Regions from separate parts of the Homo sapiens genome. Here region 2 is linked to region 1. A link is a loop called in an ENCODE intact Hi-C map of the cell type or tissue named here. Cell type or tissue: sigmoid colon. All regions are shown on one strand. Each heading gives the region's core, and the rest is flanking DNA. Links, peaks and the distances in the headings are about the cores only. Region 1 has its middle 39 kb from the start of EHBP1. Region 2 has its middle 30 kb from the start of TMEM17.

What was found. Peaks named below come from ENCODE experiments on the same cell type or tissue, not always from the same donor. Only the 100,000 strongest peaks of a DNase experiment are listed, where the experiment ranks them.
Region 2: it touches region 1 in a loop (1.9-fold over the local background); 3 of 110 quality-filtered maps call a loop at or near these places.

The regions. Positions count from the first base shown.
Region 1 is chr2:62,659,137-62,674,656 of GRCh38, reverse strand. It overlaps a transcript of EHBP1 not described here. Among named protein-coding and RNA genes, the nearest start is that of EHBP1, 39 kb to the left of the region's middle. RefSeq lists enhancers at 2,810-3,311, 12,025-12,074, 14,355-14,464, 14,515-14,614. In sigmoid colon, for the core only: no CTCF peak of the experiment used is centred there; a DNase peak (open chromatin) is centred at 9,686; H3K27ac peaks cover 448 bases.
Region 2 is chr2:62,468,202-62,483,721 of GRCh38, reverse strand. It overlaps a transcript of TMEM17 not described here. Among named protein-coding and RNA genes, the nearest start is that of TMEM17, 30 kb to the left of the region's middle. RefSeq lists an enhancer at 7,374-8,106. In sigmoid colon, for the core only: no CTCF peak of the experiment used is centred there; DNase peaks (open chromatin) are centred at 7,791 and 8,321; H3K4me3 peaks cover 1,586 bases.

The sequences.
Region 1 (15,520 bases), core at 7,689-11,688:
TCCTATGTGCACTACAATCCACATTTGGTTTAAAGTTTTATCATAGAAAACTTATAGGTCATAAATTGTGTCAACTTATACAGGCATCACTATCCTACTGTAGGGTTAACCAAACAACCCACTTCAAACAACATAGAGGGTGATGAAGGTAAATGAAATGTAATTTATAATTAAAAAGCAGGAATAGAAACCACCAAAAAGCACAACCAACTCGATACAGCACTGATGCTAATATAAAGCAAACTTCCCCAAAATTGAGGATATTTCAACAATCTGCTCATGCATGTTTTTAGTGGGAGCTCTTCAAATATTGCCAAGTATTGCCTAGCAGCCAGGTGAATGCTCAGGTAAGCCCCCAGTAAACTCTAGTTACGTGCTAAATTTTTATTTATGAATATGAAATACTACCATTAACAACTCAGCAGTTATTAAGTAGCTTTTACACACACACACATACACACACATGAAAATCTAGGTTATCAAGGACCATTTGCTAGTAAGATCCAAAGAAAAGACATATTTGGGGATGCTTCTAGAACATTAGGAGGATGCTTGTGGCCTACCAGTTCATACCTTGAAAATCACTGGTTAGGTGGTTGGCTTGGCTTTTTGATTCGGCTTCTTGAGATGCACAGTCACCTTTTCTGATTCTCACATTGCTGCTACAGGGGCATGCTAACCTTGTGTCCTAGCAAGCAACCCAGTTCTGCCATGACTTGGACCTCCAAATCCCCAGTCTCTCGCTGGAGTCTCTCTTTGGGGAGGGAGAGTCAGATGTTACCCACAAACTGGGGAGCCTCCCAGTTAACACCCTGGAGTATCTGTGATGACATAATGGGAGGCCTTCAGTGATACATGGTGGAGGGAAGTCAGAAGACCTGGTCACAGACCACCTCTGCCTTGCCACCTGTTTGACAGCAGGCAAATCACCTCAATTGTCAGCTCACATTTATCCTCTGAAAAATGAAAATATAGTCATGCACTGATAGCAACATTTTGGTCAGTCATGGACTGCATAATACAGTGATCCCATAAGATTATAATACTGTATTTTCACTGTATCTCTTCTATGTTTAGATACACAAATATTTGCCATTGTATTACATTTGCCTACAGTATTCAGTATACAAACATGCTGCATAGGTGTGTAGCCATGGACTATACCACATAGCCAAGGTGGGTAGTAGGTTTGTGTGAGTACCCTCTATGATGTTTATAAAATGACAAATGGCCTAATGATGTATTTCTCAGGACTTATCCACAATGATAAGCAAAGCATGACTATAACAATACCAACCTCATAGATTTCTTGTGAAGATCAAATGAGATAATGTAAGTGATAAATAAATAAATCCATTTATAAAAGTATTATGTTATTGTCGCAGAGAGGAAATGTTCACACAAGCATCTTGACTGTTCTGTTTACAAAGTATGCCTGAAATTAGGGTTGCAATCGTTTATAATAATGACAAACAATCCGAACTGTCAACCATGAAGGTCAAATTCAAAGACCGCACAGGCCCTACAAACTACTGAGAAAGAGTTGAGAATTCCTGATTCCGCAAGTACATGTCTCAGTGATCCTGAATCCCTTTCTTTTTTTCCTTCTCATGGCTTGGAGAGCAGGACTTAATTCAGATTAATTCCAAACATTAGAAATGAAGGTTGGTTTTTTCTTTTTTCTTTTCCTTCATCCCACTTGAGTTTCAGAGCTCCAAGAGGACAGTGGCTGAAGAATGCTAGGAATTCTTCCTTCCACCCAGTCAGGAATGTGTCCTGCCTAGGGAACTTAGAAGGAATGTGAGGGCTGCCAGATAAGCCCCAGCACTTGAAGCAGTCAGAGCAGGGGACTGTGGACTTAGTACTGGAAAGAGCCCTCCTCTAGAATCAGGCCCTCCTCAACACCCCCAAGAGGCTGCTCTTAGGCTGAGAGTGGAGGCCAGAGCTGGTGATGCAGGAATAACCTCTGCAGCCAGTAAGTGAAGAGACAGCTCAGCTGGATGTTTGAAACAAAGAACGGCAGTGTTTTTAGTCTTTGGGGAAAGTACATGGTCATGGTACATGGCAGAGGATTTTTTTTATTGCAGAGGATTTTTTAGATCAACACATATATGGGCTTGAACATGGGCTCTGCCATCTGCCAATTAGCTGCATGACTAGGGTTGGATACTCTGTGCTAATAACAGTACCTACTTCCTATGGTTGTGGGCAAATTGAATAAAATAATGTACATAAAATACTTCTCGCAGTGCCTCTCCATAATGTTGGGCTATAAAGCCTACTTTTACATGACTAACTTTTAAAGAGTCTTGATACCCTGCATTTATTCAAAGTGTTATAGTATACAATGTGTTTTCATATTTGTTACCTTTTTTTAATTGCATTAAGCAATGGTATAAACTTGAACACTCTTGGGATGGTTTGTAGATATGTTACTCTTTTGGAACAAATAATTAGATGTCAGCTTTGGCAGTTATCACAGGGCCTCATCTTAGCTCTTACCCACACCTTGCCCCTGTCACGGTTTTTTCAGGGAGCTGCCAGTCACAGGCAGGCTGCTTTTCTCAAGCACACTGGCATTGAACCAGTGTAGCCACTCTCACCCAGACAATAGTGGGAGCTTGGAATAAGTTGTTCTTAGAGGTCAGAGAGAGGCTCAAAGACTTCAGGGGTTCTGTCAGGTAGGGTTGCCCTTAGGCAGCCTCTGGAACAGCCAGCCTGCCTATCTGATCCCCTCAAGCCTGGGTCTCAAAGTTTCACATGCGTTGGAGAAGATCTGCCCTGCACCATGCCCCTAACAGGGTTTTCCTTGCCTGCTGCTTTGCTTCTGCCAATCTTCCCGGAAAAAGGGTTGGGGAGGCAGGACTCTATCTATCTTAACACTTTCTTGTTCAGACAAGAACTCCTGGAACAGTGTTGTTCGTCAGTGTGACCATGACGCTTGGCATTCCTGGGGTCATGGCACTGCTTCACCTCCCTGGACCCTGATGGGACCTATTGAGTCTTTCTATAGACTTGATCTTGGATTTTCAGCTTCCTCCTAGTGGGGATGAGGATGCAGTTCTGACCTACTGCCTAAAGCCACTATGAGTTTCCTGGAAACTCTTTCTTCCCCACTCTAGGTCCCTCTGTAATATCAGCCACGGACTCTGGACACGGAGCCTCATGTCTAGCTGGGAGCAAACTTAATCCTACACTGACTGCCTTAATGCTTCTAGGGTGGTTCCTATATGCCATTTACCTCCCACTCTGTAAGTCTAAGAGAAATTTCATCCTTTATTGGTAGTAAGGACACATTGTTTTTCGGGGGGAAAACACATGAAACCATTGCTTTTATTGACCTTCTTGAATTTCTAACGGCATGACAAGCTGGGACCACAGCTCTCTTGAGTTGGCAGGGAGGCTAGTGAGTGAGGGCCAGGCCCAGTCATGTGTGTAGGGGCTCAGGATGGAGTTTGGAGGAACTTTCCTGTATGAGAATCTGGACCTGGGACAAGGGTCTAAAGCAGAGTCTAAAGGATGCAGCCAGTTGTCTTATGGTGTGGTCTTTGCTAGTGAAAGGCAGAAGATATTCCAAGGTATGATTAGATTGGGGATAAGGGATGAATGCAGGTTGCCTACATGTGGCCAGGCTCCAGACAGAAGGATTGTTTATGGGAGCAGGATCCAGGCTGAATAGGTGAAGAGAGACAGAACACTAGGGCTCCCATTACTAGCTAAAGTTGTGAGCAGGGTCAGGCATTCAACAACACATTTTAAAATACAGCATCAGGCAAATGTATACCTGATGCTGAGAGTAGCTTGAGCATCAGTCTACATTTCTTCCCATACACCCTCTCCTGATTATTTGTCTGCTTTGCCTGCCACTCATGACCATGATTTGTTTGCTGCCCCTCCTAAAATATTCAAACCCTGTACCTGCCTTCAGCTTTGCCTGACAACTACCCTCCACCCCACTCTACTTTTGCTTCTCATCTCTGGATATAACGTTTACTCTAGGATGTTTCATGTGCCCTAAACCCATCATTTCCCCCTCAAATCTACTGCTCCTCCAGTCTTCCCTGTTTTACTGACTGACACTGAAGCTAGAGAGCTGAGGGTTATCATAGTCTCATCGTACCTCTCTATCCACCATGTGCATTATCACTCTGGTGATTAGCCCATCTCTATTCCACGATGCTCTTGGGCTGTGGTAGACATCACCAGTGCCTACCTATATCCAATTCTTCGTTTCTTCCTGGGCACACAAGAGACTCTACTTCCTGACCCACTTCCAGTTAGGCAGAGCCATAAGACTAGTTTGGGCCAATGAAATGTGAATGGAAATTCATTTATTATTACTGGTCTAAGGCAGTGAAAAGCTCTTTCTTGATTCTCTTTATCTGAGACTTTTCTCTTCTACTGTTGTGTTGAATGCAGAGATGTTATGTTGAGGTGGTAGAATCACCGAATCAAAGAAGCCTGGATAGCAGTCATGGAGGGTGGCTGCCTTGGAGAGATGCTTAGACCTGCAGCAGATGCTGCATGATTAAGAAATAAACTTTTGTGTTAAGCCACTCAGATGGGATCATTTACTACCATAGCATAATCCAGTTCATCCTGACTAGTACAATCACGAAATCCTGTTGATTTTACTACCTCATATTATTTGAATCAACTTCTCCTCTACAGTATCTCTGCTGCTGTAGCTCAGGACCTCAACATCTCCCACCAGGACTAGTGGAAAAGTTTTAAAACAGTCTCCTCATCTCCAGTTTGACATTCCTCGAACTCATTCTCCAGACACACTAGAATGGTCCTTGTATAATTCAAATCTAATCATGTATCTTGGGTTACCCTGCTTTGTTGGCTTCCTGACAGTGGCATGATGAATAGTGCCACATGACAGGGCTTCTCCCCAGCCAGCCTCATCTCCCATCTCTCATCTCCTTCCATTTTATAACCAGTAATACTCACATGTTTGTGATTTCCAGAATAATCCATGTTGTTTCACGCTTCCATGCCTTTGTTCATGCTGTTCCATTTATCTGAGACGTCTTTATATACCCTTCACTCTCTTCTTTGCCTGGCCAACTCCTATTCTTCCAGACTATGTTCTAAAACCACCTTTACTGAGGTTTCCTGCTGGATTTAATACCGCTCCTTCATACTCTCACGGCATCATCTGCACATGAATGAACACATTATAGTGCATCTGATTATTGGTCTGTCTCCCCTGTGAGAGTACAAACTTGACTAGGTTGATACCGGTTAGACAGTGGGTGCTCAGTTGTAGGAAATGCTGAGGTAATGAGATTCAATGATGATGTGGACATTCAGGGATCATCTTTGGACACAGATCCCCAGTATGATGGACTGTGATGTACACCTGAAAGTTCTGGCCTGACAGCTTCATCACTGAGGTGGGCCTCTAGGTCTGACAAGAGTGGGGCTGGAGGTTCTGACTTCATGACAAGCTTAACGAACGGTAGGCCCAAGGAATTATTAACTTTCTGCCCTAGTCAAGATTAGCTCAAGAACTGAAGAAATATTACATTGAATGGGAACTGTGAAGAGACATTACTTTGAGAAACAGGTAAGGCAGAAGCAGAAGAAAGACGGTAGGACCTGATATAATTTTTTTTTTTTTTTTTGAGATGGAGTCTTGCTCTGTCACCCAGGCTGGAGTGCAGTGGCACAATCTTGGCTCACTGCAACCTCTGCCTCCCAGGTTCAAGTGATTCTCCTGCCTCAGCCACCTGAGTAGCTGGGAATACAGGTGCCTGCCACCATGCCTGGCTAATTTTTATATTTTCAGTAGAGACGGGGTTTCACCATGTGGGCCAGGCTGGTCTCGAACTCCTGACCTCAAGTGATCTGCCCACCTCAGCCTCCCAAAGTGCTAGGATTATAGGCATGAGCCACCACACCTGGCCATAACCTTACAATATCATCAACACGCTTTCTAGATTAGGCTTAGGGAGCAATCACACAGTTTGGCTTTCTTGAACTACTATAATAATAAATGCAGTAGATTCTTACTATTCATAATAGTTATGTTCTATAAAGTCACTGACAACACTGATTAGCAAATAGTGAGCCAACACCCCTAGGGAATATAGAGGAGTAGATTCCTGCAAGCCTCTTGTCACATTTTTGTTAACCAATCAATACATAATTATGTTTTATGTGTGTTTCTGTTTAAAGATGCCTTGTTTACTTTAATATATATTGTTGATTAACATTGAACTCATGGCCAACAACACTGTAACTCATGCCTGAACAAAGCTTATCTAACACATATTTTCTCTGTAAGGTGATTTTTGTGCTTAGGAACACTAGATAGCACTTTAGCACTACACTTGGGGTCCATCTTAAAAAGCAAAATCGGCTGGGCTCAGTGGCTTACGCCTGTAATCCCAGCACTTCGGGAGGCCGAGGTGGGTGGATCACTTGAGGTCAGGAGTTCGAAACCAGCCTGGCCAACATGGTGAAACCCCATCTCTACTGAAAATACAAAAATTAGCCAGGCGTGGTGGCACACACTTGTAATCTCAGCTACTCGGGAGGCTGAGGCAGGAGAATCACTTGAACCTGGGAGGCAGAGGTTGTAGTGAGCCAAGACTGTGCCACTGCACTCCAGTCTGGGAAACAGAGCAAGAGTCCATTTCAAAAAAAAAGAATCAAAACTATCAAGAAAAACACAAATGTGAAAAACATGGCATTAAATAGACTGCAAAAAGGACACTTGTTTACAGTATGAGAGCTGGAACAAGAATGCACAGCATCACCTTGTTTAACCTCAGCTGGGGATGTGTATGTCAGATGACTAAAATTTTTCACTGCTCTGTGCATGTCCATGAATGACAATGAAAGCACCATGAGTGTTCATTTTGGGGTTACAAATAACTTTTTTTTTTTTTCTGAGACAGAGTCTCGCTCTGTCATCCAGGCTGGAGTGCAGTGGCGCACGATCTCCGCTCACTGCAACCTTCGCCTCCCGGGTTCACACCATTCTCCTGCCTCAGCCTCCTGAGCAGCTAGGACTACAGGTGCCCACCACCATGCCCAGCTAATATTTTTTGTGTGTTTTTAGTAGAGATGGGGTTTCACCTTCTTAGCCTGGATGGTCTCGATCTCCTGACCTCGTGATCCACCCCCTACTCGGCCTCCCACAGTGCTGGGATTACAGGCGTGAGCCACCACGCCTGGCCCACAAATAACTTTTAGTGTGTAGGCAAATCCCTAAATATGAAATCCATGAATAATAGGAATCTATTGTAGCTTCAACACCTACCACGTGGCTTTGAGCTAGGTGCTTTACAAATACATATCTTGCCAAGTTTACCAACTTTTCATTCTTCAATGAGTGAGATGACATAGAGTTAATATGGTGAGCATATCCTTAAATGCATAGGCTATCACCATTGAAAAAAATAGGACTTTCTAGTAAGATTAGTGTCACACAATATTTATTTATTTATTTATTGAGATGGAGTCTGGCTCTGTCGCCCAGGCTGGAGTGCAATGGCACAATCTCAGCTCACTGCAACCTCCGCCTCCTGGGTTCAAGCGATTCTTGTGCCTCAGCCTCCTGAATAGTTAGATTACAGGTGCCTGCAGCCATGTCCATCTAATTTTTGTATTTTTAGTAGAGACAGGGTTTTGCCATGTTGGCCAGTCTCGTCTTGATCTCCTGACCTCAGGTGATTTGCCCGCCTTGGCCTCCCAAAGTACTAGTGCTGGGATTACAGGGGTGAGCCACTGCACCCGGCCTCATACAATATTTATATTAAGCTTATGCATGCATTAGTGGGGTTGAAACTTGTAATAGGCTAGGCTTCTGCTCCTTTGGGAAAGTTCTGAGCTCTTGTAGAAAACTAAGAACACATTGCACACTCAGCAACAGAGCTATTGACTGATTATGCTTAAAGACCCTCAGATTGTGTACTAAGGTCTGAAGAGAATCTTCCTTATAGGAAAACATGCTTGGCAGTTAAGAGCACAATCACCCAGCTTCTGAATATTCCCAGGCAGCATCACTGGAGCCCAAAACAGTCAAGTAAACAAATTCAAAGAGACAAATATGTCTTTAAGGACACTGACTCGTTGAATGGGAAGCCAAATTGTCAGCAAGTTTTAGACAAATAGACTAAATGTTTTTGTCCCCTCAAAATTCATATGTTAAATCCTAATGCCCAGTGTGATGGCATTTAGAGATAAGGCCTTTGGGAGGTTATTAGGTCATGACACTGGAGCTGTCATAAATGAGATTAGCGCTCTTATAACAGAGGCTCCAGAGAGCACCCTCACCACCTTCTGCTATGTAAGAACACAACAAAGCTGTCTATGAACCAGACACTGAATCTGGTGGTGCCTTGATCTTGGGCTTCCTAGCCTCCAGAGCTGTGAAAAATACAATTTCATTGTTTATAAGCCACCCAATCAATAGTATTCTCTTATAGCAGCCTGAACGGACTAAGACACCAACCAAATACCTGCAAAATGAGGATCTTGTCCAATTATCTATGTGCACACAGTCTTCCTATCTGCAGCTTGCTTTCCATTCAGGTCAGTCTGGACTCTGTTCCAAATTATGTGGTGCGCATTCCTTCTCCTCATCTTTATTCTTGCCAGAATGCCATCCTCTTCTTCAGCCAAATTATCTTTGACTAGCAAGACTCAATTCAGTCCCACATCTTCCATTAACCTCTCCTGGATCTCCTCCGCCACCCATAACTTCCTTGGATCATCCAAAATCTGGCTCACTTGTCACTTCATCTGTAAAAGGGAAGTAATAACACATGCCTCTCAGGACTTTTGTGGGACAGCGTGTGAATGTGCATACCTCAGGGCCTGGCACAAAGTGGATGCTCAATGTTAGTGATATGGATTTAGAATTATGTTTTTCATTTTGGTTCATAGGCATTAACCTTTTATTTCCCCTTCATAGGCAAATGTTATGAAGAAAACGTACATTGTGAAAGACAAGGCAATAGCAAGAAAAAGCATGCATGGGGCAGTGATTTCCAAATTTTGAATTTTATAGGCCAGTGCAAGAATTTTGGAAACTGACATCAGGTTGCTTAATACTTCCTTTTTGCCCAAAATCTTCCTAGTAACTCTTTAGACTTATATCATTTTGTTAACAAAAATAAATAAATTGTAAAAGCAAAAAGGTAGGAAGGACACAGTATCAGAAGTTTATATTCTGAAAATGAATACATTCAGTATCAGGAAAAACTCACCTTACTCTTCCACTTATCTGTTTTTTCATTCATTAGCCAAATATTTATTAAGTGATAGGCACCAGAAATTTTTCTAGGTGGTAAACATGACAGGGAAGGTCCCTGTATTCAGGGAGCTTGCTTTCTTTCTTTCTTTCTTTCTTTCTTTCTTTCTTTCTTTCTTTCTTTCTTTCTTTCTTTCTCTCTCTCTCTCTCTCTCTCTCTCTCTCTCTCTCTCTCTCTCTCTCTCTCTCTCTTTCTTTCTTTCTTTCTTTCTTTTGTATCAGAAAACAGGTCATGGAAACCTCATAACCAACCAGTGTCAACCCAGTCACTGGCCCATGCACAGGCATCTGGAAGCTATGGCATGACTACTTAGACACTGATAAGAAGGTCCAGTCCCTGCTTCTAAGCTCTGAAGGAGGAAGCAGGAAGCTGTCACAACATGCAGAGACTGTGAGTGTAGAGGCAGATGAGCAAAAGCAGCAACCCTGCCCAAGCATCTTCTCCCTCGGGCCAGTGAGCGTGTGCTGGGCTGAGGACAAGCCCTCAGGCCATTACTCTTTGTGAGTACAACCCCTATCTATATAAATAGAAAATTATCATTTTTCTAGAAGTTATCATTTTTCACCATGAAGGACAACAACATATAATTTAGTCCAAAGAATCCCAAAATACAGGGCACAAGTGATGTGAAACAGTTGTCAAAGTGTGGAGATAAGTCTTAAGAAAAGACAGAGGGGAATGAGATAGTCTCAGCCTGACTATATTGGGAGTTCCTCAGTTTGTTTCTCACCAGGATTCCAAAGAAAATAGCTGGATGTTGTGAAATATGAGCTTTCAAAAGTGCTATAGAAAACTTTTAGCACTGTTCAAAGCTGGGAGCACTCAGCCAATAAAAATAAGATACTTGCTCTTATTCTGAAATCCCAAATTAAACAAACTAAGGTCAGAGTAACAACTGTGTTTCACTCTAGCATGCCTCAGTGAGAAACTGGAGGAGACAGCCCTGGGACTGAAAAGCCCCCTGTACCACCTTGAACTGTTAGATTCAATAAGATGACATTGTATTTATATTGTGCTTTCTTTCTAAAAGTCACAATCAAGGGAATGTAGCACCTAACATAAACCATCAGAACTTGTCACAATACCTTCCATATGTAATATACTGAGAGTCTCACATGACAGTCTCCAGTATCCTAGCCTAAGATTTGTAAAATGGAACAAAAACACATTCTCTATTCCAGAGAAACTCTTCAGAGCTCAAATATGTGTTTAGGAGAGAGAGAGAGAGAGAGAGAGAGAGAAGAGAGAAAGAGAGAAAGAGAGACAGAGAGAGAGAGAGAGAGAGAGAGAAGAGAGAAGAGAGAGAGATGTAAAAACCCAATGACATTTTCCAGGGCCTCAGTTTCTAGAACTTTTTCTTGCAGCATTGCACTGCAGAGGAAGAAGGAGGCAAAGTTTGTGAGTGTCAGCTTCCTGAACACTTTGACAATAAGAGCAAAAAGAAAATGATCAAGAAACTATAAGCAGAAGGTTCCTCCTCATCACAGCATTTCAGGAATAAAAAGAAAAAGATTTACTAAAATTAGCCACAGTGTTAAACCCTAAAGCAGAAAGCTTTAAATAAGGCAAATGGTCTAAATGCAGAGCTTCAGGCAACTTTATCAACTTCATGTTATACATCATAGCTAGCAAATTAATTATTCCCAGATGTTGGGATGAAGAATGCTGCTGAATTGTTTTGCTTCTCCAACTTTTCAGTATAAACACACACTCACAGGGTTACATTCCCTTTTTTGGCTCCCAACATGCAAGTAATTATACACTGTGCAGGATAATGTTGGATGAGCTCTCAAATGAATACCAAGCAAGTTCTGGGTTCTGTCAGCCTTTTGGATACCATGTCCACAAGCATTTTTTTCTGACAGTCTTTAGTAACAACTTGTAAACAAACTGTTTCTAGTTAAAAAAAATATTCAACAGCAGTACAACCTCATTTATAAATTATTCCAAACTCCTTTAGAGCTGGAGAGGGATAAATTCACCTTAAATATAGTGCAGCTCCTTTTTGCATCAAGAACAGTTTTTCTACAATCCTTGTGAGCAGGGCTCATAATTCATAATAGTTTTTATATTTTTACATTCCTTATGTTTTGCCAACATGTAAACAAAGAGAAGAAAAAAGCAGGTTATGAATCAAGTGTGAATTGAGAATGTGTTTAGGATTAAACACAGATTCTATGACCATGGCCAGAATGAAGAGAGTAAAGGGTCATATTTTCTAATCCAGCTCCAAAGTTTCATAGGACAAATTTCTGCTGTCAGGTGAGTCATGGAGGGATTTTTTAGGGGGCTACCTGAGGCCTTCACACTTCTTGGAATAAACAAACCTGATGAATTTGTCCTGGGTCGTCATATAATGAGGCACAGGTGTGTGTGTAAAATATAGAAGTGGGGGAGATAAAGACAACACAGGGAAAAACTTAGAAATGGTTAAAGAAAAAAAACACATTTTTTGCAGAAGGGAGAAGTTCTGTAGTTCTGCCAACTGCAACACAAATGACAGGAAAAGTTCAAGGAAAGTTGATATCTAAAAAGAAATAAATAAAAGGAAATTCAATGAGAAACAATATTCAGGTCAGGTCAAAGCCTAGAGAAAAATGCGCATTCAGAAGTGGGCTGCCATCCTGCTTTTTCTGAAGTGAACAGCTGCTGGGTATTGAAACCAGCCCTCACGGTTGGGTCCCTGCCACCATGGCAACACTCTGGTTTCTGAGCTGGAGTGGCCAAGGCACAATGGGGTGGTTCCATGGCCCAGAAGCACTCTAGCTACAGATTAGGTAGGTTGTGTGTGTGTTTTTTCCTTTGTGTATATTTGGGGGACTTTGATTCCTGGGTTTGTGTTCGGCTATTGGAAACTTTTCTAACCTATCATAAGCCCTGACCTAAGCAGCAAATTTTCATGCAAATAGCAGCATGGAAAGGAAGAACTGAGGTGTTCAACAGGCAAATAATGTATTTCCAGTCTCTTTTAAATGATTTCTTACAAATCTCTAGCAGGTTCTGGGCATTTGTAACTGGTCCCTTGCATTGTACCTTTAGGATGTTTTTTAAAATAGTGCTTAGCTTGCTTTTTATATTTTTAGTTTATAATAACACATGATCCTAAAAGGAAAAGCTATCATAATCTTGTAAACTGAAAAAGTTAGCGAATAAAGACTTTGATATTAAAAATATAGCCTATAGCTTATATATTATATATGCAGAGCTCCAATAATTAGCACATTCAACTGTTGAATTCACCATCACGGTTTCATTAGTATTGCAAGCTAAAAATTTTATCTACTAGTTAAGTATAAAGAAAATTCCAAAATAATAACCTCATAATGTAGCATAGTAAGTGATAGCATAGACTTTAGAGCCAAACTGCTTGAGTTCCAATCCTGGCATTTATTAGCTGTGTAATTTTGGGCAAGTTACTTAAACTGTCTATGACTTTATTTCCCCTCTATAGAATGATGACAAGAGTAATACCTTCCTAGTGAAGATGACTGTGAGTATTAAGTGAATTTATATTTGTAAAGTGCTTAAAATAGTGTTTGGTTAGTATCATGTAAGTGCTTAAAAATAAATAAGTAAATACATAAATAATTTAAAATTATTTTTTAAATAATTTAAACCTTTTTTGATAGTGGGAAATGCCACCTTTGGAATTCAGGACAGCACAGTATATTTCTATATCTATATTCCCACTCAGAAAATGTTAAACTTCTTATTTACATCTAAGACTTGTAACTCACTTGGAGTCATGCAAGGCTCCTTGAATTGATAAAGCAGCTTGTTTGTGAATTTAGCCAATTTGTAAGTGAGCAAGGGGGAGGGCTTTGAGAAATATATACTAGATCTTCTGATTCATTTAGATCCTTCAAATGCTTAAGTGTTCATTACAAGCACAAGGCACAGTGCTTGCTAAACTGAGCAAGCACAAGATGCCACCCCATGCTGAGATACCCATCGCTGTACTCTCCTAGCAGTAGCCAAGCAGTCTCAGCCTCCGAGGGATGGAAAGCCCAGCACTTTTTCACCTCCGTAACAGGTTGGGTTGTATCATTTCTAGCATGGCTTGTTCAAGGGCTTTCCATTTCATCCTAGATTTCCACTGGTACTGAAGAGCCCACTCATGTGCTCAGATGCACAATTTTCATGGTATCCATTCATATTAGGCCATGCCATTTCTTACAAAGTGTGGAAATGCATTATCTTCTGTTGTGGGGCTGCCTGAAACTGGCTCTGCTACACAATCCTGTTCTTCTGTTTACACGTCACTAGTTGAGTATGTGAAGACATTTTGTGGTTAGGTGTCAATGGTTGCAAAATGCTTTCACAAATCTTGTTAGGATATTTGGGTGCATTCCAAACAAATATGCTATTCCACTACCCAGAGGATCTATAACTTTTTGGAATCCAGTCTAGCTGGAGCTAAGAGGTTAACATTTTAGCCATTGTTTTCAAATTGAGTCACATATGTTCAGTTCTAAGAACAAGGATTAGAAGTCATTCTGGGACCTCAAAGAAAATCAACATCTATCTCAGTTTGCAAAATGGCAAAATTCTATTTGTATGTAATGAGGGTGTTTCCCCCTTTACAATTATTCAAAATGGGGTCACGTAAGCAAGGAAAAGTGAGTACATCTAAGCATAGGGCTGAGTGCTGAAAGGACAAAGACTGAAATTAGTAGGTCACCTCAGAGTTTAACATATATCCTGTTTTCTAAGAAAACAAATGTACTATCAGATCCAGTAAAACTTTCTGTGGAAAATATTTTGGAAGCCAGAAGCAAAATTAGAGAAAGGCAGTATTCCATAGTTAAAGGAAACAGAAGCTGCCACCTAGAAGAAACTCAGACCCACTGAAGCTATAATGGTTTGAGAAGACACAGAATTGAGCAAATTGACTTTACTGTTCCAGGAGGTTTAAATAGAAATCTTTAAAAAGCTGTCTCCTTTTTCTACATTTTACTCCAAGGATTGAAAAGGCCTTAAACAAGAATGTTGGCTCTAGTATTTAGCTATACTTAAAGCAGACGGGAAATTAGGAAGTGTACCTGGGCTTCAGTTTCACTTTGGACACTTGTCAATGTCTGAAAGGTTACTTTCCCTTTTTGAGATATTAATAACCATGGTGGTGGCAGCAGCAGCTATTAGCAGTAATAGCAGTAGAATTAGTGATAGAAGCAGAAGCAGCAGTGGTAGCAGCAATGATACAAAGAGCCGTGGTAGTAGCAGCAGTAGTACTAGTAGCAATAGCAGTAGTAGCAGTAGAAGTAGTAATAGCAGCAGGAGCAGCAGCAGCAGCAGCAATAGTAGCAAAGCAGCGATAGTTGTAGCCATAGTAGCAGCAATAGCAGCAGTTTCCATTTATTGAGCAGTCTATCCTCAGACACTTGAATAGGAACTATATAAAGACTGTTTCATTTAAACCCATGATGACCTTTCAGAGTAGGTATTAATACCCACATTTAACTACCGAGGAAGCAGGACCAGAGAGGTTGTGTAATTTGTTCACTTAGTTGGAAAGTGGAAAATCTGGATTTTGAATCTGGATTGATTGGATTACAGAGCCTTGCACTGCTTTTGGGAAACAGATGTGGTATCAAGCAGGGTTTCTCAGACATGAATGTACTTATAGGAATCATGTAGAGACCTTATAAAAATGGAGATTCTGATGCAATTGGTCTGGTGGGATGCCCAAGACCCTGCATTTCTCACAAGCTCCTAGGTGGTGCTACCGGTCCAAGCACACTTTGACCAGCAAAGGGATAGTGGAAAGAAAGTATGCTTTCCAGTCACAATCTGTGACCTCAGTTTACTCATCTATAGAAGAAAGGGGTGTAATAAGATAATTTTAAAGGTACATTCCAGGCCTAAAATCCCAGTATGCAGGGTGTAATAAGGTATTAAGAAACCAGATCACACAGGAATGACTGTTAGCCGCATGAATTTTTAAACTGGTTTCAGTTGAGATGCTGGCTGTGATTTATGTATCTTCCTGAAGCATCACTGACAGGTGGGGATCAGCCACCCTCACTCAAATTACATTATTGTTAAGCTTTAGGCTGAACTAAAATCTTACTGAAAGAGTTCAAAGCACTTCTTTCCATAAGCATCTTTAAAGATTATGAATGTAAAAATAGTTTCTTATGAGAAGCTTAGATGGCAGGATTTTTCTTTTTAATAACAGAGATGAGAAGTCTCCAAAACCATAATGGTAGCACAATCCATAAAAATATGTTAATGCCTCATTTTAAAGT
Region 2 (15,520 bases), core at 6,819-10,818, 190 kb after region 1:
AGGCTGAGGCAGGAAAATTACTTGAACCCAGGAGGCGGAGGTTGCAGTGAGCTGAGATCCTGCCATTGCATTCTAGCCTGGGTGACAAGAGTGAACTTGTCTCAAAAAAAAAAAAAAAAAAATGTATCCTGGGAAATACATAAAAATAAGGTAGCAACTTAATATCTAGGGTTTAGGATTTGGGGGACTGACTAGAATGAACTTCACCTTAATCATCTATTTGCTTTGTCTGTTCAAGGCCTCCATACGGAGAATGCAAATGACAGGCATAAATAAGGAAGGACTGCTGCATGAATCCCAGAGGTTTTTGCTTTGCTTGCCTTTTCCTACAGAGCCTGTAATCCCAAAACAAAGCCTTCGCTCTTGACCTCAAAATCTAGCGACTTTTGCTTCACCCCACAATTTCCTTTGTTTCCAAAGGGAATTAGAAAAGCTCCCCTCAAACTTTCCTTCAAGCAGCTTTTTCCATCTTTATTGAGAAGCTCCAGAGACAGAGCCTGCTGTAAGCCCAGATGTGTTGACTAAATTAGCATGGTTATGGCATGATGCAGCAGTTAAGAGCCTACACTTTGGAATCAGACAGCCCTGGATTTGAGTTCCAGTACTTCCTCTTAACTAGCTGGGTAACCTTGGGCAAGTCACTTAACCTTCGTATTAGACATAACTCTCTTGATTTCAAGTTACATTTTCTTCAGAAGAATTGAAAGTTGATTGGTTTATGTACTTGGAAAACCCAAGGGGTCTGCTCCCCATGCATAAGGAATCTACATTTTGGGATCCCTTACAATACTCCTCTTCTGATACCAATTTGTTTATTAGTCTCTTTTTAGCAACTGACGAAACTCCAACCCAAACTAGCTTCAGCAAATATAAAGTTTATAGGCTTATGCAACCTGGGTGATTCAAGAGCACAGAAAACTTCAGGCATGGCTGCATCAAGGGTCCCAAATGATCTTTCTTTTCTACCCTTCAGATGAGCGTGCTCGACATGTTGAGAATGGTGACCACCAGAAGCCCCAGACTTACCTCACAACTTTCAGGAGACAAGGATCACATCTTCCCTGGTAGAAAAGCTCTAGGGAAGTTTCTGTTTGACCCAGCCTGGGTCAAGGCCTATCGATGGACCATTCATTGTGACCAACAGAATAAGATGTTCTGACTGACCAAGCCTGGATACATGTTCATCCCTCTGACTAAGGGTAGACTGAATAATTTAAACTGCACTGGATGAGTTCCCCACAGGAAAGGGGTTTTGGGTTCCAGATGGTACATAACAACATGCTCACTACAACTTCTCAGTCTCCATTTCCTCACCTGTCAAACAGGGATAGAATACTTTTCTCACAGGATGAGGATGAGATTAAATAACTTATATAAAGGCATCTGGAACACTGCTCAAATGATGGTAGCTAATATTTTGCAGAACAATAATTTACTATTATTTTGTTTAGGACATGTGGTGGCTTTGTAATATGTCAGCTTGGCTAGGCTGAACTACATTTCACAGAATTCCCTTTCCTATATGTTTCTGGTTAGGCTGTGCCAATAGAGAAACTCGTGTGTGAGATTTGGAAGTTAAGCAGCAGCCATTTTGTCACTCACAAAGGTTATCCTTTATCCACTGGTTCACTTTGTTGGTAAGGAGTAGTGGTCAAGTCTACAGCAGTTCTACCTTCCCCTGGATCCTTCTTCAGCTTCTCCAACTTCCAGGCTAAATGTGTGTTTAGTTCCATGACAGAGGATGCCAGCTTTTCTGAAGGACACACAAACCATCCAGTCAGCAGTGGTGGAACTGACACTGATTTCTATCCTTCCTCATAGGTTCCACTTTATGCTTGTAGGTTCCAGCTTGTCCTTTTTCTCACCTGCACTTGCCAACTATCTTTTCCAAGGACTTCAAACTCCATCACTAGACACAAAGACGATAGCCTCGCAGACTCTTTAACCAGCTCCCATAATTGTAGAAGGTTAAATGCTCCCCCCTTACACACACACACACACACACACACACACACACACACACCTTTAAGGGGTTCTGTTTTTCTCATTAGACTCTGACTAATAAAACCAGACCTATCCCTTCATGACAGAAACTCTCAGTAAATTATGTATAGAGGGAAAGTGCCTCAACACAATAAAGGCCATGTGTGACAAACCCACAGCTAACATTATATTGAACCAGGAATAGCGGCAAGTTTTTTTGCTAAGAACTAGAACAAGACAAGGATGCCTACTCTCACCACTCTTATTCAACATAGTACTGGAAGTCCTAGCTGAGCAATTAGTCAAGAGAAAAAAAATAATAAAGGGCATCCAAATTAGAGAGGAGGAAGTCAGTTGCAGACAACGTGATCTTACATATAGAAAAACCTGTAGACTCTGCCAAAAACCTCTCAGAACTGATGAAATAATTCAGTAAAGTTGCAGGGCACAAAATAAATATACAAAAATCACTAATGTTTCTATATGCAATGAACAAGCTGAAAAAGAAATCAGGAAAGCAATCCATTTACAATAGTTACAAAACAAAAAACAACAACAAAAAAACACAAAACCTGGGAATAAAGTTAACCAAGGAGGTGAAAGACTTCTACAGGGAAAACTACAAAACTGATGAAATAAATTAAAGAGAATACAAAAAATAAAAAATCAAAAGACATCTCATGATCACGGTTTAGAAGAATATTGGAATTAATATTGTTAAAATGACCATACTACTCCAAGCCACCTATAGATTCAATGCAATCCCTATCAAAATACCAATGACATACTCCACAGAAATGGAAAAAAAAATCTTACAATTTGTATGGAGCCACAAAAAACCCTGAATAGCCTCCTCAGGGAAAAGTAATCCTCAACAAAAAGAACAAAGCTGGAAGCATAATACTACCAGTCCTGCAAATATTCAAAGCTGTAGTAACCAAAACAGAATGGTATTGGCATAAAAACAGACATAGATCCATGGCACAGAATAGAGAACCTAGAAATGAGTCCATGTATCTATAGCCAGTAGATTTTTTTTTACGAAGGGGCCAAGAACACTTACTGGGGAAAGGACAGTCTTTTCAATAAAATGTGCTGGTAAAACCAGATATCCATATGCAGAAGAATGAAACTAGACCCCTACATCTCACCCTTAATCAAAAAGTGGATCTGAGACCTAAATCTAAAACCTGAAACTATAAAACTACTAGAAGAAAACATAGAGGAAACAACTTAGAACATTGATCTGGGCAAAGATTTCTTAAGTAAAACCTCAAAAAGAACAGATAACCAAAGTAAAAAGTAACAAATGGGATCACATCAAGTTGAAAAGGCTTCTGTACAGCAAAGAAAACGACAGACTGAAAGGACAATCTAAAGAATGGGAGAAAATATTTCCAAACTATTCACAATGGAGGAGAAGTAATATCCAGAATACACAAGAAACTCAAATATCTCAACGGAAAAAAAAAATTTTTTTTCATTAAAAAATGGGCAAATGATCTGAGTAGACATTTCTCAAAAGAAGACTTACAAATAGCCAACAAAGAAAGACATGAAAAAAATGTTCAACGTCACTAATCATCAGGGAAATAAAAATCAAAACCACAATGAGATATCATCTCACTCCGGTTAGAGTGGCTATTATCAAAAAGACAAAAAATAGCAAATGCTGGCAAAGATGCAGAGAAAAGAGAACCCTTATACACTGTCAGTGGGTAAACTAATAAAACTACTATGCAGAATAGTATGGAGATTCCTCAAAAAACTACAAATAAAACTATCATATGATCCAGCAATCCCATCCCATTACTGGAAATTTATCTTTTTTTTTTTTTTTTTTTTTTTTGAGACAGGTCTCACTCTGTCACTAACTCACGGTGGAGTGCAGTGGCATGACCTCAGCTCACTACAGCCTCAACAGCCTGTGCTCAAGCGATACTCCTACCTCAGCTTCCCAAGTAGCTGGGATTATAGGCATTTGCCACCACACATGGCTAATTATTTTTATTTTTTGTAGAGATGGGGTTTTGCCATGTTGCCCAGGCTGGTCTCGAACTCCTGGGCTCAAGCAGTCTGCTGGCCTCGGCCTCCCAAACTGCAGGGATTACAGGCATGAGCCACTGTGCCCGGCCCCACTACTGGGAATTTATACAAAGGAAAGGAAATCAGTATATCAGAGACATCCACACCCCCATGTTTATTGCAGCACTATTCACAATAGCCAAGATATGAAGATATGGAATCAACCTAGGTGTCCAACAACGGATGAATGGGTAAAGAAAATGTGGTATATATACATCAGGAATACTAGTTAGCTACAAAAAAAAGAATGAAATTCTGTCATTCACAGCAACATGGATGGAACTGGAGGACATTGTGTTTAGTGAATAAGCCAGGCACAGAAAGTTAAACACTCTCCCTGCATGTCCCCCTTCATATTGGAAGCTAAGAAAAAGTTGATCTCATAGAAGTAAAAAGTGGAAGGAAGGATACCAGAGGCTGAGAAGGGTAGGGGAAAGACAGTGATAAGCAGAGATTTGTTAAAGGATACAAAATTACAGCTAGATAGGAGGACTAAGTTCTAGTGTTCTCTGCCAGTGCCGAATGACTATAGTTAACAATAATATATAGTTTCAAACAGCTAGAAGGAGAATAGTGAATGTTCCCAACACGAAGAAATGATACATGTTTGAGATGACGCATATGCTAATTACCCTGATCACTATACATTATATGTATCAAAACATCACTATGTACCCCAGAAATATGTATAATCATTATATGTCAATTTTTTAAAAGCCCAGAATCTAAGTTTTCTAAACTCCCCCCAATCTCCCTTTTGGGCTCCTTTTTGGGAAAGAAGACCCTTTGGGAATTGTTTCAAAGGAAGCATAAATTAGGATAGAACTAGAGCTAATAGTTACGGTAAACTTCAAAATAATAATTTTTAAAACTTATCTTTTAATTTTTTTTTTTAAATAAAGAAAGCTAGAAAAATAAAAATACCACAGCACTAACCACAACCTACCAGAAGCATAGTACATGAAATAAATGGGACCAGCATCTTCTGTTATTCATCCAGCATTGGCTCAGACTTACCCAAGGTCAGTGGCAAAGCCAGTGCAAGAAGCAACAAGATGCCTGAGCCAAAAGGAAGAGTTCAATTGTTTAAATCAAGCAAGAGCCCTTTTCAGTCTAGTTGCCTCAAAATTTAAGGAGTGAGGGTGTCCATCACATCCACGTGTGCAGGATGGGAATTTCTTGCCATGTGCCTTTCTGCATGCAGAGCTTGGGCTGGGTCTCCTGTGGCAGCTGCTCAGGACAGTGTTCTCTGAACTTCCTCATTCCTGCCTTCTCTATACAGGAAGCAACAAAGCAGTACATGTTGCTCCCTTCCCTGAGCTGCAGGGAACTCGTTACAAGCAACACTGGCTAAGAAAGGAAGCATTTCCATCCTGTCACATGAACTGAGATGGATTCAGGAAAACATGAGTTCATGCTGTGGCTCCGTCAAGGCATCCCTCAGGATAGGGAGACTCATTGGCTCTTTGACCCTTTTCCCAACTCTGTCTACAAATCTGTCTTCCTTGGACCTGCCTACATGAAATGCTACCACTAGAGTCATTTATTTTAGGCCCAAATTACAACCATGTGAGATAGTTTAATCATCTTTTTGCCTTGAAACAGTAAGTAGAGATCCTCCCAGTAAAGATTGGGAGGTTTAATGGCAATTGGTGGGACTACTGGGGAGCTGTAGGATCCAGGCAGTAGGGCAGGGGAGCCCCGCAGAAAGGCGGTGAAGCAGTGGGAGTTCCAGGAGCTGCCACTACATGAGTGCCTTAAAGTCTGCAGGTCAGGCGGCCCCTCAAGGTAGGAGACAGCAGATAAAGGAATGTAGAGATGCTCTGAAGTTTTCTCTGCCACAGCTTGGCCTAAGGCCACGTACCCTTCCTGTGTTTGTATCTCAGTCATTCCAAGGGTCAAGTCAGGAAGGGGCCTGGCCCACATTCTGTGTGATAATAGATCAGATACCTCTGGTGTTCTGCCTCCCATCTCAGCCTCACCCCTGATTCTAACTGCAGTCTATGCTGGCCTCATCCTGACAGCCTCTTGCCTTAAGAGCCAGCCCATGTCTTTTGCTTTCTCTATTTTGGGATCTCTACAATGCTGTGGACACTAATGGGAGCCCACTTAGCACTCGCATATGTACAGCTCTGACTGTGAGGGAGTTAATGGCTCCAGTGTAACCCTCAAACAGGGGCCAGTGGGAGCTGCAGATGAATGCCTCTTCTGGTTGACCATCAGATAGACAACCCTGAGAGATTTTTTTGTTTGTTTTGAGACGGAGTCTCGCTCTGTCGCCCAGGCTGGAGTACAGTGGTGCGATCCTAGCTCACTGCAACCTCCGCCTCCTGGGTTCAAGCAATTCTCCTGCCTCAGCCTCTCAAGTAGCTGGGATTACAGGTGCCTGCCACTACGCCAGGCTAATTTTTGTATTTTTAGTAGAGATGGGGTTTCACTATGTTGGCCAGGCTGGTCTCAAACTCCCGACCTCAGGTGATCTTCCCGCCTCAGCCTCCCAAAGTGCTGGGATTACAGGCGTGAGCCACTGCTCCCGGCTGTGAGAGAAGGTCCTGGGAGGGATTAAGCTGCAGTTGCTCGGCAATGGCCTCAATAACACACCGTATGTTGACTATCCCTCCTTCCCTCTCTCTCCCCAGTCCCTCACTTCTGCCCCCTAGGATCACCTCCCAAAGAACTTCCAAATAAACCACCTGCACACCATCCCTTATCTGGGGCTCAACTCTCCAGGGAGGACACAGGATAGGAAAGATAACATTCTTCTGTAACCCCAATAAATGCCAGGGCCTTGTGGGGCTCAGTCTCAGCAGGAAGTCCAATACACAGCTCAGCAAGCAATAAAGCTTTTATAAAAAGGAATTTCAGTCTTTAACATTCATAGAGATATGTCAAAAAGCATCCAACAATTTCTAAATTCCCCTTGTCCAGGCCCCAAACCATCTCACAGCTATTCCAGACCCCTTTGGATACCATTCTTGCTCTTCTTCTTTTCCATCTCTTTTAATATATGAATGCATTTCACTTCCCTAGCTTAAATACATACAGATAGTCCCTGATTTATGATGGTGCAACTTAGGATTTTTCAACTTTACAATGGGTTTATCAGGGTATCAGATGCATTTTTTACTTCAATATTTTTTACTTACAATGGGTTTATCAGGGTGTAGCTCCATCATAAGCTGAAGAGTGCCTGTATCCACATAGCCTCCCGCTCCTGTCTTTCTGCAGAAGCTGTTGTGAATCTGCATCACTGAAGAGCAGCCATCTTCTTACCTGGTGGTAGTGGAAGGCTGAGGGACTGCTGCCTCCCACCAATGCCCTCCCTGTCTGGTTTTTGGATAAGAGTCAGGCTGCAAGCTTCCAGAGCATCACAGTAGATGCTGCATAGTGCCTAGAGTGAAGCCCACAGCAAACCTGCAGGGAGCCAGCCTTTTTCTGCAACAACATACATAGAAAATGGGCATTTTTGTGCCCTATATTCAAGAAAATGGATACAACTGCCACCCCAAGAGCTGAGGGGCTCCCTATCTTATTTGACAAAGCATGACCCCCTTGCAGCACATCAGTGGGCTGACCGCCCCCAGTGGGAAGGCTGCTTGCTGGGCACGCAGGCAGTGGCCAGAGCTCTGACACCGTGGTAGGTCCTGGGAACACACTGAGCTGGCTCCCTCTCCCTCAGCTTCTAATGAACACGAGCATTTGCTTGACATTTTCCTGCACATTCTTACATTTGCCAACTGCCTCCCCGCCCCCATCCACACATTCCACAACATGGCAATTAATTGTTCTCTGCTGTTCAGCAGCATTGGTCTGCACAGCCGCAAGTGTAGTCATGTTTTGTTCCTGATTTAATCAGTGGCTATCCCTGACTGTCCCTCAAAAAACAGACAAAACCAGCCAGCTGCAGACCCAGCTGTCAGCGAGCCCGACACTGGCATTCAAGTGGCCGCAAGAGAACCCATACAGTGCCCAGAGAGAGCCCATTCTTTTCTTTTCTCCTCTTTACAATTGACAGGCTCTGAGAAAGGAAACGTGAGCTCTGGGCTTGGCAGCAGGGCAGGAGGCTCTTGTTAACAGCTTGCCTTCCTGTTTATATGGGGTCTGGCAAAACTGTTAATTTCTCTCACGGAGGTGACAAATGGGAAACCCAGAACCGCCAGGGAGCAGCAGCCTAGAAAACAGCCCAGGCGTGACTTGTTGAAGCAAGGCCAGGGGGCTGGAAATGGGTGGGCAGGGACTCTCGTAGGTTCCCGGGCCCACTGGAGAGGACAGCCGCACTCAGCGGTCCCTCTCGAAGAGGCGCTGAGCCCGGCTGCGTGGGCATGCCTCTGCCGCTGTGCCCCAAGACAGGACAGACACAGTGGAGTGCCTGTGGTGCGGCTCAGAGGCTGCTTCCCAAATTAGCATCTGTGCTAGGACCTGCCGGGTCTGTCCTCACCATCCTTGAGTGGCCTTGGTCTGGCTCAGAAGCTGAAAACACCCCAGGAAATACACCAGGGTTGGGCAGCCCCCTTCCTGCTGCTTCTCCTGGAGCTTCTCCTGCAGCATCCTAAACCCTAGGCAGTGTTTCTCCTGCTGCTTGCACATGGAAAGCACCTGGAGAACATCAGGTTTAATTGTTCTAAGATAGGACCTGGGTGCTGATCTTTTTAAAAAGCGTCCCAAGTGATTCCAATAGGCAGCCGGGGTGGTGAACTATCATCAAGGGTAGATTGCTGTTGCTGTTTTTAGTTTCATTATCAATCATTATTATTATCTGAAGTTAAATGCTGGCTTATTTCAAAAGCCTATTTGCAGGGGTGGGATAGAGGCAAGGAACGAGATGAGGAAACAGATTCCAACAGTCAGAGACCCTCGGAAGATGAATAATAGCCCCAGTTTAACTGGGACTGGGGATATGGGTTTAGGGTAGTTTTCCTGGGATGTGGAATTTTCAGAGCCAAAACTAGAAAAGTCTGTCATGCTACCAGCCCCCAGGGCACCCTGGGCTGTGTCTCCCATGGGTTCACCGGCCCTCTGATCCTCTTCAAGGGGTAAGGTCTTATTCATGTTTGTATTCCCCAGTAGCTGCCATACAGTAGGTGTTCATTATCTAGTCCTGAATTTGCTGCCTCCTGTTTAATTCAACAAAGACCCCTTAGCTGCTGCTATTTTATGTAGGAACGTTACCGTGCTTTCATGGCCTGAAGAAAGACATAGTATTATTTGTTCTGGAGACAGACGCAGCTTCAGCGTGGGTTGAAGAGCAGGTTGTGGGCTGAGCTTTGGGAGAGATTTGCAAGCCTGTGGACATGGAATGCTGTGGCTGCAAACATTTCAGGGAAATGGAGCTATTCTCACCACAGATATAGATCTCATTTAAATATCCCTCTCCACACAATTTTCCTATCAAAGCAACTGGACTGCAAAACTGAACTATTTTGGAAGTTTTGTCTCTTATAAAAGGAAAATCAGGATTCTCTCTCCTTTTTTGCTTCAGTTTTATTCAAAACAAGTAAAATAAGGGTTTGTGGAGAACGCAGCAGCTCCCTTCTTAGGCTCTTTGAGGACTCCCAAAGCCTGACAAGCAGGCCCTCCTGAAGCTCACAGTGAAGGCCTCTCCACCCCACCACTCTGGCCCCTCCCCATCCTCAGTGTGGCCTCCCTGGGTCCCTGCATGGATGGTCCTGTGGCTGTGCAGAGTCCTTCTCGTCTCTGTTCAGGAGACTCACACCCAGCCCCTCTTACTTCCACTCTTTCTGCAATGATCAGTTCAAGCTTGGGATCCTCCAAGAAGACCTACTTCCTCCTTTCTCTTCTGAAAGTTTCCAAAGCAAGCAGAGTCTCTGCCACATTGTCCAGCATCCCTCTGTGATCCCTTGTGGAAATTACCAGGTCATTAGTTCCACCAACATGTCCTTTGCTGATACAGTCTCTGCCTACCAGCCCCAGTCCTGGTATTCCTGAGGCTGTCTGAAAATCTGCATGGCTGTGGTCTGCCCACCTGCTCACCATGATGTGTAAACAGTAGGAAAGTGTGTAGATGAGATATTTCATCAGCAAGAAGCCTGGGGAAGCTGCAATCCTCTGCTGCTTCCCTCACTCCCAGCAGCTGAAGCAGGGAGTGGGGAGGAGAGGGGTAAAGCTGGTTCTGCAGCCAAGAGGCCTTGGGTGGGAGTTCTTTGATTTGGCTACTTTCCCAGGAAAGGACATCTCTGCATCCCTCCAGAACTTCCAAGGGGCCATCTCTGCTTCAGGCTACCATCTCTGCTGCAGTCTCTACTATGTTCTCACCTCCTAAGTCCTGGCCAGATCCTCAGCTTGGCCCACAGGGAGCAGCTGAGCCTGGGATCAGGAACCTTACTCTGGATTCTGGGTTTTGGCGGTGTGGTTGGGTCCTCCCAGTACCTTAGTTTTCTTATCCAGAAATAGGGGTTAATAATAGTACCTACTTCACTGGTATTCAGAGGATCAATTGACCTACTTCTGTTAAAGCAATTAGAACAGTGCCTGATGCATAATAAATGTTGGCTATTATTTAACATTCTCTTAATGGAGGAGAGGGAGGGGATAGTAAATCATCTCTAGGTGAGAAGCCACCTGATTTTTGTGATTCCTGCATCCTGAAGTTTTCCCATCTCTGAGTTTGGTTCTTATTGCTAGAGGCAGTTCTGGCCTCCTGAAGAATCTCTCAGCCCAGACACTCCTGAGTTTCTTTCTGTGTGTGTTGTGTCTCCAAAATAGGCCAGCCACGGCTGAGCTCTAAGAAAGTTGCCTTTAATTGCCACCTTGACACAGTCTACTTCTAATTGTTTTGAATGTGTTGATCTTGATATCTTAAACCTCCATGTGCTTCCTGAGGCAAGCAATTCTGTCTTGTGCATTTTCTTTATCTCCCAACTATGCCTAACATAGTTCTAGGCATTGGTTGAGAGACACATTAAAACCTGGGAGAACCCAAAAGCAATCTACCACCCCATTGCCCAGTGTCCATGAGACCAGAAATAATACTGAGGAGATCCCCTTGACCTTGAGCATCTGAGTCTGGATCAGGAAGGTTGGGAAATACATCTGTTTTGGATTTTGGGTAGTTGGGAGAGTGGAATGACAGCCAGCAAAACTTCCATCCCCAGCAGACTAGCCTCTGTCCACTCCCTAAGGTTTGGAGTGAGCCCAAATAGCTTCATTTGGGAGACAGACAGGGGAGACGCCAGCCAGAGCCAATAAATAAATATCCTTCTCTCCCTCGATTTTACTTCCTCAGTGGTGCATGGAAAGCCTAGAGTCTGCAGTAATCAAATAGACATGGACCATGAAGGGCTTCTCATTCCAGGCTGCAGGGAAAGCCCCAAGACTCTGCTATGGTTCTTCATGCCCACCCTTCTTTTGCTGGAAAGGGAGCTGTTTGTGACATTTCTTGTGTCCCTCTCACATTTCAGAGCTTTTGTTGGAAAATACTTTTAGATTAGCATTAAGTCTGTGTTATCCTTTAAAAGACTGGATGAGTAATAAATGAGCTAACCTATCCTATTTTCCAAAAAGAACTCGAAATTCCTCCCACTTCCCTGAACAAAATATCTGTATTCCCACCCACACTCTCAGCAACCTGCTGCCGAGGCTGAAACCCCGCCAAGGTTGGCTTCAGCACTACTGCTCCTGGGGCTTTGGGCTGCTCCCCACTCCAGCCAGGGTCCTTGACTCCGCATCTGAGTTCTTGCTCTTCCAATATAGATAAAGGCACGTTAATGGGGCCAAGAGTCCCTCTGCCAGATGGGCTGAAACACCATAGACGACTATAGTCAGCAGCCCGTGGAGAAGAGTTCAGACATTAAATGCTTTGCTGTGCAGAAGTTGTCAACAAACAGCAAGGCACACCAGCCCACAGCCATTATCCATGCCATGTTTCTACCCTGGCTTCCAGCCTCAGCCTTGCCCCCTGCCCAAAAGGCCCTCCCTTCTCCTAGGCACCGGACAAATTCTAATCTTTCAAGATTCAGACCAAGCTCCTCCCCCTCCCCAGCACTCCTTCAGGATAGGTGCATTTATTGAGCACCTGCTGAATTCCAGGAGTGGACTAGGGATTGAGACACAAAGATTAAACTCCCCAGCCCTACCTGCAAGGAATTCCCAATCTAGGAAGCAATCTCTGACCATTTTAGCCCACAAGTGCTACCGTTCTTTGAACTCCTTTGAACAAGAAGTTTGAAGTACAGTGTAGATCTCACAGAGTCATCAGTCTTAGAAACAGAAGGAAGCTCAAAAAATTCACCTGATTGGTCCAGCCTTGGCTTGGCTATTGTTAATATTATCCCCAACTTACAGACGAGTTAATGGAGCCTCTGAGAGGTTAAGAGCATTGCCCAGAGTCACAGAGTGAGCTAGTGGCCTTTATGTACTCTAACTGCTCTCTGTGTTGGTCTTACTTCCCCAATTGGTTCTAAGCTTCCCAAGACGGGCCAGGACATTTTAGCTTCCCTACCTACAGCCTTTCTGCCAACCCTCCACACGCATTAAGTGCCTAATAAAGACTAGTGACTTGCTGATTGCTCGTGGGCCTCTCTCAGCTCCTCAGGTCACGGGGCCCAAGGGCACTACCTGGAACCCGCAGTCCAGACCCTGCATCTGGAGAGAGGCTGAGCTTCCTCTCCATTGCTCACATTCCCTTGGTGTGGCCTCTTTTTGAGAAGCAGCAGCCTGTAGCCCCCAGGAGAGGACCTACATCTCACTGTTTGCAAACAGGCTTTGCTTGCTCCAAAGGCTCTGTTCTCAAGACAGGCTCAAGTAAGCAGCCCTTGGAACTGGAGTGGTTAAGTTAAATAAGGGTGTTGGTTGCAGTGTTCCTCCTGAGAGAAAATGAAGTTGACCTGATCTCTTTCCCATGAGCCATTTGGAGAACAGGAGATAATAAAGACAGCTGAATTTTCCCCTGGACCGTTCTTTGGGAGCTCTTTGTGAGGGGCTGTGGTCTTGCTGGGAGAATGCAAGAAGGTGAAGAGAAGCTGGTGGGATTGTGCAGGCTGCTTCAAGGTGGACCCCACCCCCAGTGGTGGGCCAGCCACAGTGAGTGACTGAGGACCCTGTGTGCCTGGGCCTCTGGCCAAGGAGGTGAGGGCTGGTTGTCATCCAGCTGAAGGCAGCTGCACTTGTGAAAATGTTCATCTATCGACACTGCACTCACCTGAAATACTACAGGCTGTGGCATGAGCCCAAATCTGCTCATGAATGTTTATCCCTCTGAGGGCAGCCACACCAGGCAGGGGAATTGAGGAAGCAGGAATTGAGAACTCTGCATGGGAACATGTAGATTTCGGGATTCAGATCAGAACCTTACAGTAGATTTGTCTTTGAGTGCAATGTCCCATTTAACTCTCTCCAGAGCCAGCCCCAGGATCCTGTGATTTGGAAGAGGAACTTTAGGACCTTGGAATTATACCCTAGGGGTGGAGAGATTGAGAGAGAAGTGCTCATAATACAGAGGAAAGGTGCCCCCAGCCAAGGATTAATCAGTGTAGTGGAGGAAGCAGACTAATCAAGATGTAATTATGCCAAAGGGAAACAAACCAACTAATGGGTGTCTTCTTAGAGCTCCAAGACCTGAAGGAAGGAGCAGCTTGCTGGCTCAGGGGTGAACTTTTCTTTAGGGGCCAGGAAAATGAGAGGACATGCTGGACATGTGGATCAAGGCCCGGGGAACATGGGGATACAAAGGCAGAGGCCCTGGGACTGGAGTGGGGATGGACTCTCTCAGGGACTGCGGAAAGGAAAGAGATCAGACAACCTGAGACAAACTTGCAGCCAGCCAGCAGGACCCAGGCTGCCCAGGCAGCCAATGGCCAGGAGACAGCCTGCTTCTAGAGCACCAGACACTGCGTCTTCTCAAAGACTGCAAAGTGTCAGCCAACAGAAAAGCCACCTGGGCCTCCTTGCACACTTTCCTATGCTCAGGAGCCAAGAATGTGCCTCCTTCTGTCCTTCTATCTTCCTGACCTCAGCAACTATACTCAGAAGAACAGCCAGATAGTCTTCAAACTGCTGTTTGCCTCCCAACACCTGGCAACAGGCAACAGGCAGACTGATGAACCAACAACTGTAAATGTTTGTTTTCTTTAAATAAAATTCCTTGGAAAGAGCTCTGAAAGTGAGGAGAAGAAATCCTAATTTGGCAACACCATTGAATGTTTGCATTTTCTAGGGCAATTCAATCTCTGGATTTTTAATTAAAGAAAAAAGAAAAGAATTAGCTGAAAAGATCTTGGCAAGAAGCTAAATGAGCCCATGCAGTTTGAAAATGAAGGTAAAAAGTCTCAGCAAAGTTTGTACTTCCCCAAGATCACACATGTGACGGGGTCAGGTGACCTCCCAGCCTTGCATAACATGTCCCATCCCACCCTGATCCCATCCTGGGTCCTCTTTGAGGGAAGAGGTTAGCAATCTCCACAAGCCCAACCAGTTCTATTTGGCCTGAACCTGAGGTTGGAATATGCCACTAGCCAATTTAGGTATGTACCTTCTTCTGTACTAAGTGTTGCCTGTATAGTGTACACATTTATGCTAACTAAAAATTAAATGTGTACCTGAAATATCATCAAATGCATTTGTACATTTCCTGGAACAGTAAAGGTATTGTTTGGCTTGGCCATCTGGGGATGCAATGACAGAGGGTAAAAGAGGTGGGTGGCTGCCATTGCTGGGCCTGACATGACATAGACCCTAATTGACCCCATGGTCTGCATTCAGAAATGGGGTATGTGGGCTTCTAGGTTACCTTTGGTTCTTGTTCCAAGGACAACACTTGGCTCTGTCAAACTCTGCTAGCTCTAGCTACCATGCCTCTAGCTAGTCCCCTCCCACCTCTGAGCCATCCCCCAGTTCTCTGACAGCCACACTTGATGGGCTTCAGCCCCCTGAATCGGCCTTGCTGGCAAACACAAATACAAGCATCCTTGGTTTCTTGCACATATATGGGACTGTCTGCTTATCAGCTGAACCATAAGGGTCTTGCAGTCTGGGACTTTACTCTTTGGTTCTCCCCTGTGTCTCCAAGTTCTCTCTATGGTGAACACTCAGTCCACTGTGACAACCCTCTCCCCCAACACCCACATGCACCCACATACACACAGTTCTATCTAGCAATCTAGAGGTTAAACGTAGATGTGACAAAAACATCAACAGCTCAAGTCAGGACCCCAACTGTAATTCCACTGGAAGTCACTGATATTTTAAGGGGCCAAAGATGACTGTCCCTTGGACTTCAGGCTAAATGTCAAACGAAGATGTGGGGTCCCAATCTTCTAATTTTTAGGGTCTTTTCCATGCTTTGAAAACCTGACAGGGTGTAGGCTAGTCCAGGGATGTGCTGGCATACCCTGCCCCCAGCTCTCCTGAGGCTAGAGAACACACGGCCTTCTCTCTTTGCTCAGCCCTGGGCCAAACCGCAGCCTCTTTAAGAGCCAGCCAGTAAGGCTGCTGGCTG